Linked DNA regions of Homo sapiens: region 1 is linked to region 2. Evidence: chromatin contacts called from ENCODE Hi-C data. All regions are on one chromosome and are shown on one strand. The core of a region is the stretch at or near the end of the contact, and the rest is flanking DNA. Distances in the headings are between cores, read along the strand shown. Region 1 has its middle 150 kb from the start of LINC01309. Region 2 has its middle 97 kb from the start of SLC10A2.

Region 1 (6,476 bases), core at 1,568-4,067, 300 kb before region 2:
CCAAGCTTACAAAAACTGCTTTAACTAAGTATGATTTTATAAGATCCCAAGCCAATTGAAATATTGTCATTTGTAATAATAAAACCTATATATGATTAGCACTTTGCATTTTTCATTTATTCATTCATTCAACAACAAATACCTCCACACGCCAGACTCCCAAGAAATGAGGCTGCGGTGGTAAGCAAGAGAGATACAATGCCTGCCTTCAGGGACCTGGTCTGTTTTCCTATCTGATTATCTAAGCTCTTTTCAGGAAGTTTGGTAACCTCTGTGATCCCTAGACAGTGTAGCTTCAACTCAAGGCTCTGAAGTTTATTAACTGCAAAACACAAGGTAACATAATAAACTCTTCGAGCTTCCTTATATGCATAATAGTGTTGGAAATATTATCCACCTGATGGGGTGTAGCAGTCAGGGTTCAGCATAAAGAGGTTTATTACAGGAACTGGCTCACACCATTGTGGCAGCAAAGGAAGTCCAAAGTCCTTGAGTGGCAGTCAGGAAGGTGATGAGCAGCTGAACCCCAAGGGCAGGAGCTGAAGCTTGCCATCCACCCACAGGTTCAGTTAAGAAGGAAGACATGGGGGAAGGAGCGCAGTCACAGATCTAGCCATTGTTGAGAATCTTTTAGCTCAAGAAGAAGGCCTACACCCTCTTTTACTAAAGTCCTTTCAACTATTTTCAGGCCTAATAGAATCTCTGTTTTGATTAGCATAAAGTCAGTTGATTAGGGACTTTAATTATAACTGCAAAATCCCTTCACAGTAGGACCTAGACTAGTCTTTGAATAGTGGAGAGAAGATATGTGTGCTACAAAATAGCTGTGCCTCCCTCAACCTTCCAGCTCCAAAGGGAAAGAGGATGTTACTCATGGCCCACCCTAACCAGAACAGGTGAGAAAAGGAATTCTGGGTGACACAGGATCAATAAAACCCTAGTCAAGACGACACATCAAAAACCCATCATATAGGGTTATTGTGAGGATTAAGGAGACCCTGTATGTAAAACATCTGGAGTACACATAGTAACGAATTACCCCTTAGCAGATGACAAAATTGAGCTCAGAGGAAAAAAAAAAAAAAATAGTGCTTCTGTAACAGTTGGTGTGTAGAGTTGAAATGATAATCTGGTTTTCCTCAGTCAGAAACCTTATTTCTTGCCATGGTTTCTGCGCAACTTGTGTTCCTTTTCTAGACTGAGTCAGAACACAGGTGCACACGTTAAAAGAAAAAAAAAATGTGCAACAGCTCTAAGTATAGGCAGGTTTGCAGTGAGATGATCAAACACATCTAAGGTTCCCAGGCAAGTAAGTTAAGGCAGAGAGATCCCTGGCCTAAGACACAGCAGGGGATTATTACACAGGTGAAACCTCAGGTCATCTTACCCTGCAGGCTGTGTGCACCATACTTCTTCCCTAATAGTCCATCTCTATGTGAGCTTCTAGAAACTTGACTCTCATGTAAATCTGTTTGCATTTTTCTCTCTCCTGATCTGCTTTATAAACAGGATTTCACACTGGAAATATTGTATTACTTCCTTTCAGGTGACTATTGTTATTCTACACATTTAAAATTCATAAAATACTTTCAATGATTCAAGGGAAATTTTGCTTGGGTAGGTTAGGGTAATATTTGTGTGGTTAAAAATGAAAAATGAGCACTATTTCTCCACCCACCATTCTTACAGTAAAGTAGATAAAAATAGACATAAAAACTCTTAGAACTTAAATTGTCAACACAAATTAATTCACTTGCTCTGACTTTGGCAGTCAAACAGAAGCAGGAATTCACCTTGACTAGGCTCAGCCTCCTCCCTAGACATTATCCCAGGATGTGGATCTGCTAGAACACTGCTGACACTGGCCAGGCATCTGCTTTGAACTGATCTCATCCTGTCTTCTCCTGGCTCCATAAGCCTTGAGCAACTAAACTTTAAAATATTCACATTCTAGAATGTCAATCAAAATGGTATCCCAAAGGTATAAGCTATCCAGTTTTGCATTTATAAACTTTGAGTCTTTAAAATATATCTGAATCCAATCATCTGCAGGTCACTGGACAAATATTTACAAATATTTATTAGTCTCTTCTTATGTGTCAGAAAGTCTTTTTGATTCTGAGAACAGCACAGACACAGGGTTCCTGCTCTCAGGAGGCTTATACTCCAGTGAAGCTCCATAGACATTCAACTAGTAAACAAATGTTGAACAATTCAAACTGGGGTGACTGCTACTAAGGAAAGGAATAGGATAGGAAAGGAAAGGAATAGGCTGATACAATTAGATAAGTTAGATAAGTTATAACTTAAAACACTGAGGAGACTCGTTATTCAAACAAGCATGATTGTCTATCCTTCCATAAGTAGGTAATTTGTTAGTATTATCAAGAATTCTACATATTTGATGCATTTTGCTCAGAAGTTAAGTCCCTATATAACCATACTTTTTAATTGTTGAAAAATTGTACATATTAACTGTGTACATGTTTTGAAGTATATATGCATTATGAAATAGTTAAATCTAGTTAATTAACAAATGCAATACCTCACAGAATTATTGTTTTTGTGGTGAGAACACTTAACATCCACTCTCTGCCTTTTTAAAATTAACTATACATATTTTTCATTTAATTGTAGTAGGAACACATGAGATCTGTCCTCTTAACAAAATGTTAAGTGTACAGTATTGTAAACTATAGTCATTATTGCCATGCAGATTCTAGGACTTACTCATGTTGAATCACTGAAACTTTGTACACTTTGACTAATACCTATTTCCCCTCCTCCAGCTTCTGGCAATCACCGTACTCTGCTTCTGTGAATTTCACTATTTTAGATTCCTCATATAGGAGGTATCATGAGATATTTATCCTTGTGACTGGTTTATTTAACATCATGTTCTCAAGGTTCATCCGTGTTGTTGGATCTAGCAGGATATCTTTATTTTTTTAAGGCTGAATAATAGTCCATTGTGTGTATGTACTATATTTTCTTCATTCATTCATCTGTTGATGGGCATTTAGGTTGTTTTCTTTCCTTGGCTATTGTGAACAGTACTGTAATAAACAAGGGAGTGTAGATATCTCCTTGAGACCCTGATTTCATTTCCTTTGGAGATATAACCAATAGTGGGATTGCTGGATCATACGGTAGTTCTATTTTTAATTTTTTTTGAGAAACCTTCATACTCTTTTCCGTAATGGCCATACGAATTTACATTCCCACCAACAGTATGCAAAGGTTTCCTTTTCTCCACATCCTCATCAACACTTGTTATCTTTTGTTTTTTGTTTGTTTTCTGCAACATGGTCTGCCCTAGGTTGTCCAGACTGGAGTGCAGTGGTACAATAATGGCTCAGTATAGCCTCAAACTCCTGGGCTCAAGCAATCCTCATTCCTCAGCCTCCTAAGTAGCTGGGACAATAGATGCATGCCACCACTCCCAGTTATTTTTAATTTTTTGTAGAGACAGGGTCTCACTTTTTTACTCAGGCTGGTCCTGAACTCCTGATATTAAGTGATCCTTCTTCCTCAGCCTCCCAAAGTGCTGGGATTACAGGTATGAGCCACCACGCCTGGCCGTATCTTTTGTATTTTTTGATAATAGCCATACTAACAGGTATGAGGTAATATCTCATTGTAGTTTTGGTTTATGGTTTTTTGATAATTAGTTTGGTTTACAGCTCCTGATAATTATAGACATATAAAATGGTCAATGGGTACATCAAAAGATGTTAAGATCAAAAGATGTTCTTCTTTTTAGAAATGTCTATTCAGGTCCTTTGCCCATTTTTAAGTTATTTGTTTTCTTGTTATTGAGTTGAGATTTTTATATACTTTGGATATTAAGTTCTTATCAAATAAGTGGTTTGCAAGTATTTTCTTCCATTCCATATGTTGCCTTTTTACTATGTTAATTTCCTTTGCTGTGCAGAAAATTTTAGTTTGATGTAGTTTCAGTTATCTGTTTTTTATTTTGTTGCCTAAACTTTTCATGTCCTATCTAAAAAAGAATTGCCAAGACCAGTGTTTTCTTAGTTTGTGCCACTATAACAAGATACCTGACACTGGGTAATTATAAGCAACAGGCATTTGTTGATCACACTTCTGGAGGCAGGGAAGTCAAAAATTAAGGCACCAATACATTTGGTGTCTAGAGAGGGCTCCTTTCTGCTTCTAAGGTGGTGCCTTGTTGCTGCATCATCTGGAGGGGAAGAATGCGGTGTCCTCACATGGTAGATGGGACAGAAGGGCAAAAAGGGTGAACATTGTATGAAGCCTCTTATAAGGGCCTTAATCCATTCACAATGGAGGAGCCCTCATGACCTAATCACCTCCTGAAGGCCCTACCTTTTAATACTATTATATTGGAGATAAAATTTTAACATAAATTTTGAAGGAAAAAAAACATTCAAACCAGAGTAGCTGTCCTAAAGCTTTTTCCCGTATGTCTTCTTCTAGGAATTTTACAGTTTCTGGTCTTACATTTAGGTGTTTAATCCATTTTGAATTTTCATATACAAGATAAGGATCCAATTGTATTTTTTGCATATCAATATTTAGTATTCCCAATGCCATTTGTTGAAGACAATATCCTTTTTCCATTATGTATTCTTGACACCTTTGTCTAAAATCTGTTGACTGTATATGCATGGGTTTATTTCTGTATTCTCTATTATGTTTTCGATTATAGTAAATTATTCTCTGTTGTGGTCTATATGTCTGTTTTTGTGCCATTATTATATCATTTTAATTATAGCTTTGTAATATATTTTTGAATCAGGCAGTGAAATGTCTTCACTTCTGTTCTTCTTTCTCAAAATAGTTTTTGCTACTCACTCTTCTTGCAGTTTATCTATTTTAGGATTCTTTTTCCATTTCTGTAAAAAAATGCCATTGAGATATTGGTAAAATTTGCATTGAGTCTATAATACTCACTTTTAGTAACAGAGAGATTTTAGTGCTAAACCTTCCAAGCCATGAGCATGGGATACCTTTCCATTTATTTGTGTCTTTAGTTTTTTTCAGCAATGTGTTGTAGTTTTCGGTGTACAGGTCTTTCACTTTCTTAGTTCAAGTTATTTCTAAGTATTTTCTTCACTTTGACACTCTTGTAAATGAATTGTTTTCTTAATTTTATTTTCAGACAGTTTATTGTTCATGTATATAAATGCAACTGATTTTTGATTGTTATCTTTGTATCTTATAATTTTTCTGAATTGTTTTTTAGTTCCAACAGTTTTTGTTTTTGGAGTTATTTGTGGAATATTTAGGGTTCTCTACACAAGTGACCATGTCATCTGCAACAGAGATAATTTTGTTTCTTCCTTTCTGATGTGAATGCCTTTTTTTTCTTGCCTACTTGCTCTGGATAGAACTTCTAGTACTATGTTAAATAGAAGTGGAAATAATGGGCTTTTTTGCCTTGTTCCTGATTTCTGATTCCAGAGAAAAAGCTTCCAAATTTTTATCTTTGAATATCTGTTAGATGTGAGCTTTTTATATTATTAGGTTGTGGTAATTTCCTTTCACTCATAGTTGGTTGAGAGTTTCTATCATGAAGTAAAGTTGAATTTTGTCAAATGCTTTTTCTAAATCTATTGATATAGATTTACTTTCTGTCAGTGGCTAGTAGATACTAATAGTCAGACAATTTTATATAAAACAAGCTTGATTATATATTTTCAACCTTGTATATTAGCCCATTTATCAAAAATATACATAAAATGCAGCCTTCCTAGTCAATACTGTGATTTATATCCTTCATTCTGTTAACATGAACATCATACATTTTTAAATATATATATACCTTCCTCAGAAGGAATATAGTATAGAATAAATGTTAGGATTTAAAACAATTCTCTAGTGCAACACTTCCCTTACCAGAATAAGTGTTTAAAAGAGAGGTGACTATCTTATAATATTTGAAGGGAAACTAAATATGTAGAAATCAAAAAATTAGAATAAACACCAAGGTTTAGTCAAAAGTGGAGATGCATCTGTTGAAAAAATAGAAAAGAGCATGCCTGTGGTTTCTAGTAAATAGAATTCATCAAGACCCAGCAAAAACAATTCAGATTATGAAAACTAATTTTTTAAACAGGGATAAGGACACTTTCTAATGGGTTAGTTAGAAAAGAAGTGGCTTGCATTGTTTCACTGGCTGATGGGAGACTGATAATTTTATAGCAGATTAAGGAGCTTGTATTAGTCCATTTCCACACTGCTGATAAAGACATACCTGAGATGGCACAATTTACAAAAGAAAGAGGTTTAATGGATTTACAGTTCCACATGGCTGGGGAGGCCTCACAATTACGGTGGAAGGCAAGGAGGAGCAAGCAGTATCTTACATGGACGGCAGCAGGCAAAGACAGCTTGTGCAGAGAAACTCCCACTTATAAAACCATCAGATCTCATGAGACTTATTCTGTATCACAAGAACAGCACAGAAAAGACCCATCCCCATGATACAA
Region 2 (6,606 bases), core at 308-2,807:
TCTCAGATTTCACCGTTATATAATTCATCCATATAACAAAAAAACACACGGACCCCAAAAGCTATTGAAATAAAACAACAAAAAGAAAAAAAAGAAAAGCTTGCCCAGGTAGTGACTAAGATGGTCTGCAACTTTTTCCATCAGAGCTTGGAGACAACGAAGGAAGCAGAGTAACACTGATCAAATCATTCCATAATCTCCAATGCATGAGCTCAGTTCCAACAATACTGTGACCTTCCGGGCTATTCTCCAAACTTTAAAATACTGCTACTCATCTACAAATGGAGATTCTAATACATACCTTCCAGGATTGTTGTGAGGATTAAATGAACGTGAAGCTTAGCACCAGGGCTGGCAGGCAAGAAAGGCTCAATGGATAAATGTTGCTGTTATTACTGTCGCATCTGTAATTTTTTTACTCTTTAGTACTTAGCAATAAATTGATTTTATGGTAAACATGTATATTTGGCCACAATCATTTTCTTCCATGCATCCAAAGCATACAAAAATTTATTATTTGGCAAAAAGTAAATAAATAAAGCTTTTATTTATTTATTTATTTTGAGATGGAGTCTCGCTCTGTCTCCCAGGCTGGAGGGTAGTGGCGTAATCTTCACTCACTGCAACCTCCCACTCCAGGGTTCAAGCGATTCTCCTGCTTCAGCCTCCTGAGAAGCTGGGATTACAGGCGCCCACCACCATGCCCAGCTAATTTTTGTGTTTTTAGTGGAGACGATTTCACCATGTTGGCCAGGCTGGTCTCAAACTCCTGACCTTGGGTGATCCGCCTGCCTCAGCCTCCCAAAGTGCTGGGATTACAGATGTGAGCCACCACACCCAGGCAAAATAAATCTTTTAATTCAGTGACTCTAAATAAGACCTCTCTCAAAGAGTATATGTTGAATGCCTCCTGCAATCCAGGCACTGTGCTAGGCTGAAAGATTAAAATCCCAGGTGATCCGGCCAGGCGCAGTGGCTCATGCCTGTAATCCTAGCACTTTGGGAGGCCGAGGCGGGTGGATCACCTGAGGTCAGGAGATCGAGACCAGCCTGGCCAACATGATGAAACCCTTTCTCTACTAAAAATACAAAAACTAGCTGGGGGTGGTGGGCGCCTGTAATCCCAGCTACTCGGGAGGCTGAGGTAGCAGAATCACTTGAAGCTGGGAGGCGGAAGTTGCAATGACCCGAGATTGCGCCATTGCACTCCAGCCATTTGGTACTGAGTCCAGCCATTGCACTCAGTACCAAAAAAAAAAAAAAAAAAAAAAAAAAAAAAATCCCAGGTTATCCAAGTCAGCATCAGTTGATGCAAGTTTTTCTGTGGCAATAGAAGGATGAATATTGAGTGATTCCACTTATGTGGGGGATCTGAAATAGTCAAACTCATAGAAACAGAAAGTAAAATGGCAGTTGCCAGAAACTACAAGAAAGGGAAACAGAGAGTTACTGTTCCACAAGTGTAAAGTTCCCACAGTTACAAAGGTGAACACCTGCTGCTCAGCAAGTATAAGCTCTAGAGATCTGCTACGCAATATTTCACCTATGTGTCAAGTGGGTCCATCTCATGTTAAGTGCTCTTTCTCACCAAGATGAAATAAGTAAATTGCTCTTAAAGATGACCTGTGGCTAAGGATGTTCTGAGACTGAAGAACAAGCAGCCTAGGCGAAGTCAACTCACAACTTCAGAGGCCTTGCCAGTCCAACTCTAGACAAAAATAAAAAAGTAAATAAATGAAGCTTTCAATTTAGCAAGACTAAGAAGGTCTCTCTCAAAATGATACAGGTGTACTCCAAGTAAATGTAGGCCAAACAGGAATGTAATAAGTCAATCACGGAGAACCTATCAGCAACTGAAAGTCAAGAAGATAAAAATATAAATTCACATAATGGAAAGAGAGCGTCAGGCAACACTAAGCAATTAGGACTGATGGTTATTCTATTGCCAAAGATCTCAAAAGATAAAAGCATGGTCTAGTCCTCGGTTTCCTCACAGAGGCCCAGATCTACTCACTTTTTTTCACCCATGCTGCTCCCAGTGTCTTTCAAAGCACGTTTGGCTCAAACATATACACATTTGCAAGCTTGCCAAGGCCTTCGAGTACACATGGATGTTCTAAATGATAAACCAGTGCCAGTATTAGCTTTAACTAACACTGAACGCTTTGGGAAAAGTAATGCATGACTAGCTTATGTGGTCTTTAATACTGTTTATTGTCTGCCCCTTTTTGACATCATTCCCTAAAAGAGCCCAATTTAATTCACAACAAAAAGTTGCTATGTGCCATACCAGGTTCTCCTTATAATTATTCATAACATTTTAGGATAATTTTTATGGCTTTTATGACTGCACTAGCCTTCTCAACCTCTCACTTTTACATTTTGAACATTGGCACAAATTTTAAATCTATTGAACCACCCATGGCTTCCCACAGCATTGCATTATAAGCATTATATTTTCGCTCTCTATCTTCCTTGTTTGAATCATCATTTGAATACATAGTATACATTTTTAAATTTCATCCTTTATCTGCATTATCGCTAACTTTTCATTTAGATCCTGCTTTTGTAAGTACTCAAAAAAATCCATAGTGCTATCACAGCAGGTGCTATTTATGAAATGTAAACATTACCAACAATGCAAAAATGAAATTTAATTGTGAGTTGTATGATTTTGTAAGTACCAGGCCAAAAGCTAGACACTTTACATGTATTATCTCATTTAATCTTTAGTAAAATCTTAAGAGACTCCAGTATCATCATCACACCCACTTTACAGAAGATAAACTGAGCTGGAAGACAGTAAGTAATCTGACAAGGTCACATAGCAAAGAGGAGACAAAACTCAGAATCCATCTGTCTAGCTCCAAAACCTAGACTCTTAAGCATTGCACCATGTGCAGAAAACATTATGTGCTCTTTTGTGCTTGCGCTTTTGTTCAAAATACTTTTCAATGTTGAAGTAGCCAAATAAAATCCACATACAATGGAATAAAGGCTTTGGCATTTTTAAGAACCTTTAAACTTTCATTTTTTTTCTTCTAATGTACCCCCTTGCTATTACCTGGTTTATTCAGTCACAGTTAGAATGCAATAAATGGAGTAACAACACAAACAATACTGAAATAGCACACGTAGCCTAGCAAAAATCCATAGGAAAACAGAGCAACGTGAAAGCAAAGTCCGAAGGCCCTCCCCTTGTATGGCCCTGCCTGCCCAGCACTCTGGCTTCCCGGCAATCAGCCACACACCGCAGAACTTTGTGTTTCCGCCCACAGTGGAAATTTCCATATCTAAAATGTTATTATGGGCTTCATAGAACAATCTGTGTAAGGTCATATTTGCATAAGTCAAGTGTTCCACAGTCTGTACAGCGTCTTTACCTAATGCAGGATTAAATTGCCATGGGGGGCTCTTATTAACCCTCCAGATTGCCCTAAATGCCAGCCAGCATTCACTTAAAGAAGAGTAGCTGGAATATGGAAGCAGCAAGGCGGGGACCTGCAGTTGAGCTCTCCAGTACTCAAAGCCACCAAAGCTCAGAAACCGAGGGAGAAAGACTCTTTTATTCACCCGTGTCCTTTTACGTAGTAAGTTAGTAGAAGCAGGGGAAAAGTCAGTGGGTGCATTGGTGACAAATGAGGGGACTTCAAAGGACTATGCATGGAGATATTACCAGATTGTCATCAATGCAGATGCTCTTTAGCCCAAGGGCTTCCAAACTGGATTTCCAGAAGTCCTGATTTCCTGCCTCAAGACTGCTTTAGGAGTGAGAGGGAAAGGCCCAGTTAGCATGGCCACAGGTCTTCAAGCTTTCCTTCAATCAGTGTGGCTCCCCTTTTTTCTGTCAGGCATGCTGGAATTTCATGCCTGGTTTGTTTGGAAGGAGTATCTAACGCTAAAGATGAAGTCAGAATGCCACTAATTCAGGACAACTTCTACCACTTACCTATATGACGATGGTAAGAACGCCAGGCTCAGTATCTTGCCCAGTGAGTCAAGGCTGGAAAGTGGCAAGCCTAGACTGGAACCTAAGAATTTGGATTTTGGGTCCAGAGCCCAACCAGCACACCTGGAGCCTTTGTCCACCATTTCCTTTGCTTCTTTCTACTCCTGCTCTGGAAGTCTATTGTTACTTTTCTCCGATTAGGTAAATGCATAAGTGAAATAAGGTGCACAGGTGACTCTTCCATCAAATCTTTAAAAGCGGGCAGACCTAGAAACTGTGTAAGGCACATGGTCTTTGGAGGAGGGGTGCCTTTGATGAACTACCTCTGCTTCCAAATCCCATACGGATGAGTCCTGAGCATGTGCACATGAATCTATCTGGCCTAATTCCTTCAGTGATTGTGTTGTATAGTGCGCTAAGACTTGCCAAGCATATGTACACATTTTGTCTCAATGTAAAACTTAGCCCCCTGTAAAAGGCTGAGGATGCATCTATCCTACTGGGAATGCAGAATTATAGGGCTTTACAGATCACCCAGCCCAATTTGTAGATGAACTTGTAGTTGATCTACAAGTGAGAAAACTGACACCCAGAAGTGTTCAGTGATATCTTAAGGTCATTAATATCCAAGCCAAGACTGAAGACCAAATCTACTGATTCCTGCACCAGCTCCTGTCCCACTACCCAGCCCAGTTGTGTGCAGTCAAGGTTTTAATGCGTCCTGATATTCTTTCAGATGGTGGCCCCACTCAGAGCTGCACACATGACCTCACATACGAATACTTAGAAGCTAAAAGCAAAGTTATTTAGTTAGTTGCTTATTTCCAAGTATCTCTAAGGACATTTGCTCTACATTCTCATGCATCTTCCTGCTTTCCTTCATGGTACTTGTAACAATTTCATGTTATTTACTTTTCTAAAATGCATTTATTTATATAATGCATTTACTTATTTGTTTGTTCAGTTCCCTTCTGCATGAAAATATAAGTTCCATGAGAACAGTGGCTGGTTTTCTGTCTTGTCTAACACTGCTATTTCCAGACCCCAACACATTGTCTAGAACATAAGCCAAAGTCGAATGAATGAGCAAATGAGTAATTGAATGAATGAATGAGTGAATCTCGCTACCCTAAAAATACTTCTATGACTATACTTGTTACATAGTATTTAAACCATGCATTCACACTTCTGTCTCCCTTAATCAACTGTAAGTTTCTTGAAAGTATCTGCACTTTGTAGTGTTGGCAATACCTAGTTGTGCCTTATTTATACAAAGAAGGAAATTAATAAATATTTGTCAAGTAAGTAAATTTATTCATTCATTCATTAATGAAATCCTGGACATATAATAGGCACTCAAAAATATGTATATACTGATTAACTGATTGGTTTGTTGGTTGATTGATGAGTGCTTGATAAAACTCCATGAAAATCAAACATTTCCAGGGTGATATTTTTAGGAAACTATCAACCATCACAAAAACCTAATTTTTTTTTTTTTTTTTTTGAGACAGAGTTTCACTAGTTGCCCAGGCTGGAGTCCAACGGCACAATCTTGGCTCACCGCAACCTCTGCCTCCTGGGTTCAAGAGATTCTCCTGCCTCAGCCTCCTGAGTAGCTGGGATTACAGGCATGTGCCACCATGCCTGGCTAATTTTGTATTTTTAGTAGAGATGGGGTTTCTCCATATTGGTCAGGCTGGTCTTGAATTCCCAAACAAAGGTGATCCGCCCGCCTCGGCCTCCCAAACTGCTGAGATTACAGGCATGAGCCACGGCACCCAGCCATAACCTAATGTTTTTGTATGAATTTTTAAAATGTCTATTTGAGGACACAAAGAAGGGAACAAAAAATACCAGTGCCTACTTGAGGGTGGAAGGTGGGAGGAGGGTGAGAATTGAGAAATTACCTATCGGCTATTATACTGATTACTTGAGTGACAAAATTATCTGTACACCAAACCCCAGCCACATGCAATTTTCCCATGTAAAAAACCTGTACATGTATCCCTTTAACCTACAATAAAAGTTGGAAAGAAAAAGGTTTATATCTATAAAAATATGATTCCTCTGAATTTTATTTTTTTAGCCTCTTTTCTTCTCCACTAGTTAGATCAAAAATATAACTACTTTGTAGAATATGTTTTCAGTTTTGTTCAGGACACCGTGCAAAGGGAAGCCATTTAGGAGCAGGTTAAGGCAGGTTTCCTCTATACATGTCACTTCAAGTTCACTGTTTCATAACTTCAAAAACCAAAAAGGGGTGAAAGTTCAGGGTAACTACTTATGACTGTGAGCATCGCAGCATGTAATAAAATAGTCACAGAGCTTCTGTTTACTGGATTTGAGAAGGTCATTCTGAGTATGGTTCAAGGCTAAGTGCCTAAGTGCATCATGGGCAATGCCTTGGATTTCTCTGTACCTTTTAAGAACATCTTTGCAAAGCAGGTGACAGCTGTGGAAAATAGAATGCACACACAGACACACACACCCATCTTTTCCACTAACATTTTGGCTTACTTTTAAAATTCTACAAGATCTATTCTACAAACTGGAAACATAACAGAGGCACTTTCTCAACAGATATTGAGAAATAAAAAAGCAACAGGAGTTAGTCTTTGATCTCCCAGCCATATTACAGGTAGAATGAAAAGAAC

Evidence for each region. A loop is a pair of places that touch in the nucleus more often than their neighbours do. Pooled maps may share reads with other maps.
Region 1: a loop to region 2 is called in a map with no recorded cell type, with 5 times the contacts of the local background. The contact joins two enhancer-like sites. A Hi-C loop is called at or near these places in 6 of 37 single-sample maps with no recorded cell type and 4 of 50 pooled maps.

What each region holds. Positions count from the first base shown.
Region 1 is chr13:103,269,257-103,275,732 of GRCh38, reverse strand. No RefSeq gene overlaps it. Among named protein-coding and RNA genes, the nearest start is that of LINC01309, 150 kb to the left of the region's middle. Within about 2 kb of position 2,817, at least 2 of the 41 ENCODE cell types and tissues checked have a DNase peak (open chromatin) inside an H3K27ac peak, as active enhancers do.
Region 2 is chr13:102,965,627-102,972,232 of GRCh38, reverse strand. No RefSeq gene overlaps it. Among named protein-coding and RNA genes, the nearest start is that of SLC10A2, 97 kb to the left of the region's middle. RefSeq lists enhancers at 1,330-1,529, 6,098-6,147. Within about 2 kb of position 1,557, at least 3 of the 41 ENCODE cell types and tissues checked have a DNase peak (open chromatin) inside an H3K27ac peak, as active enhancers do.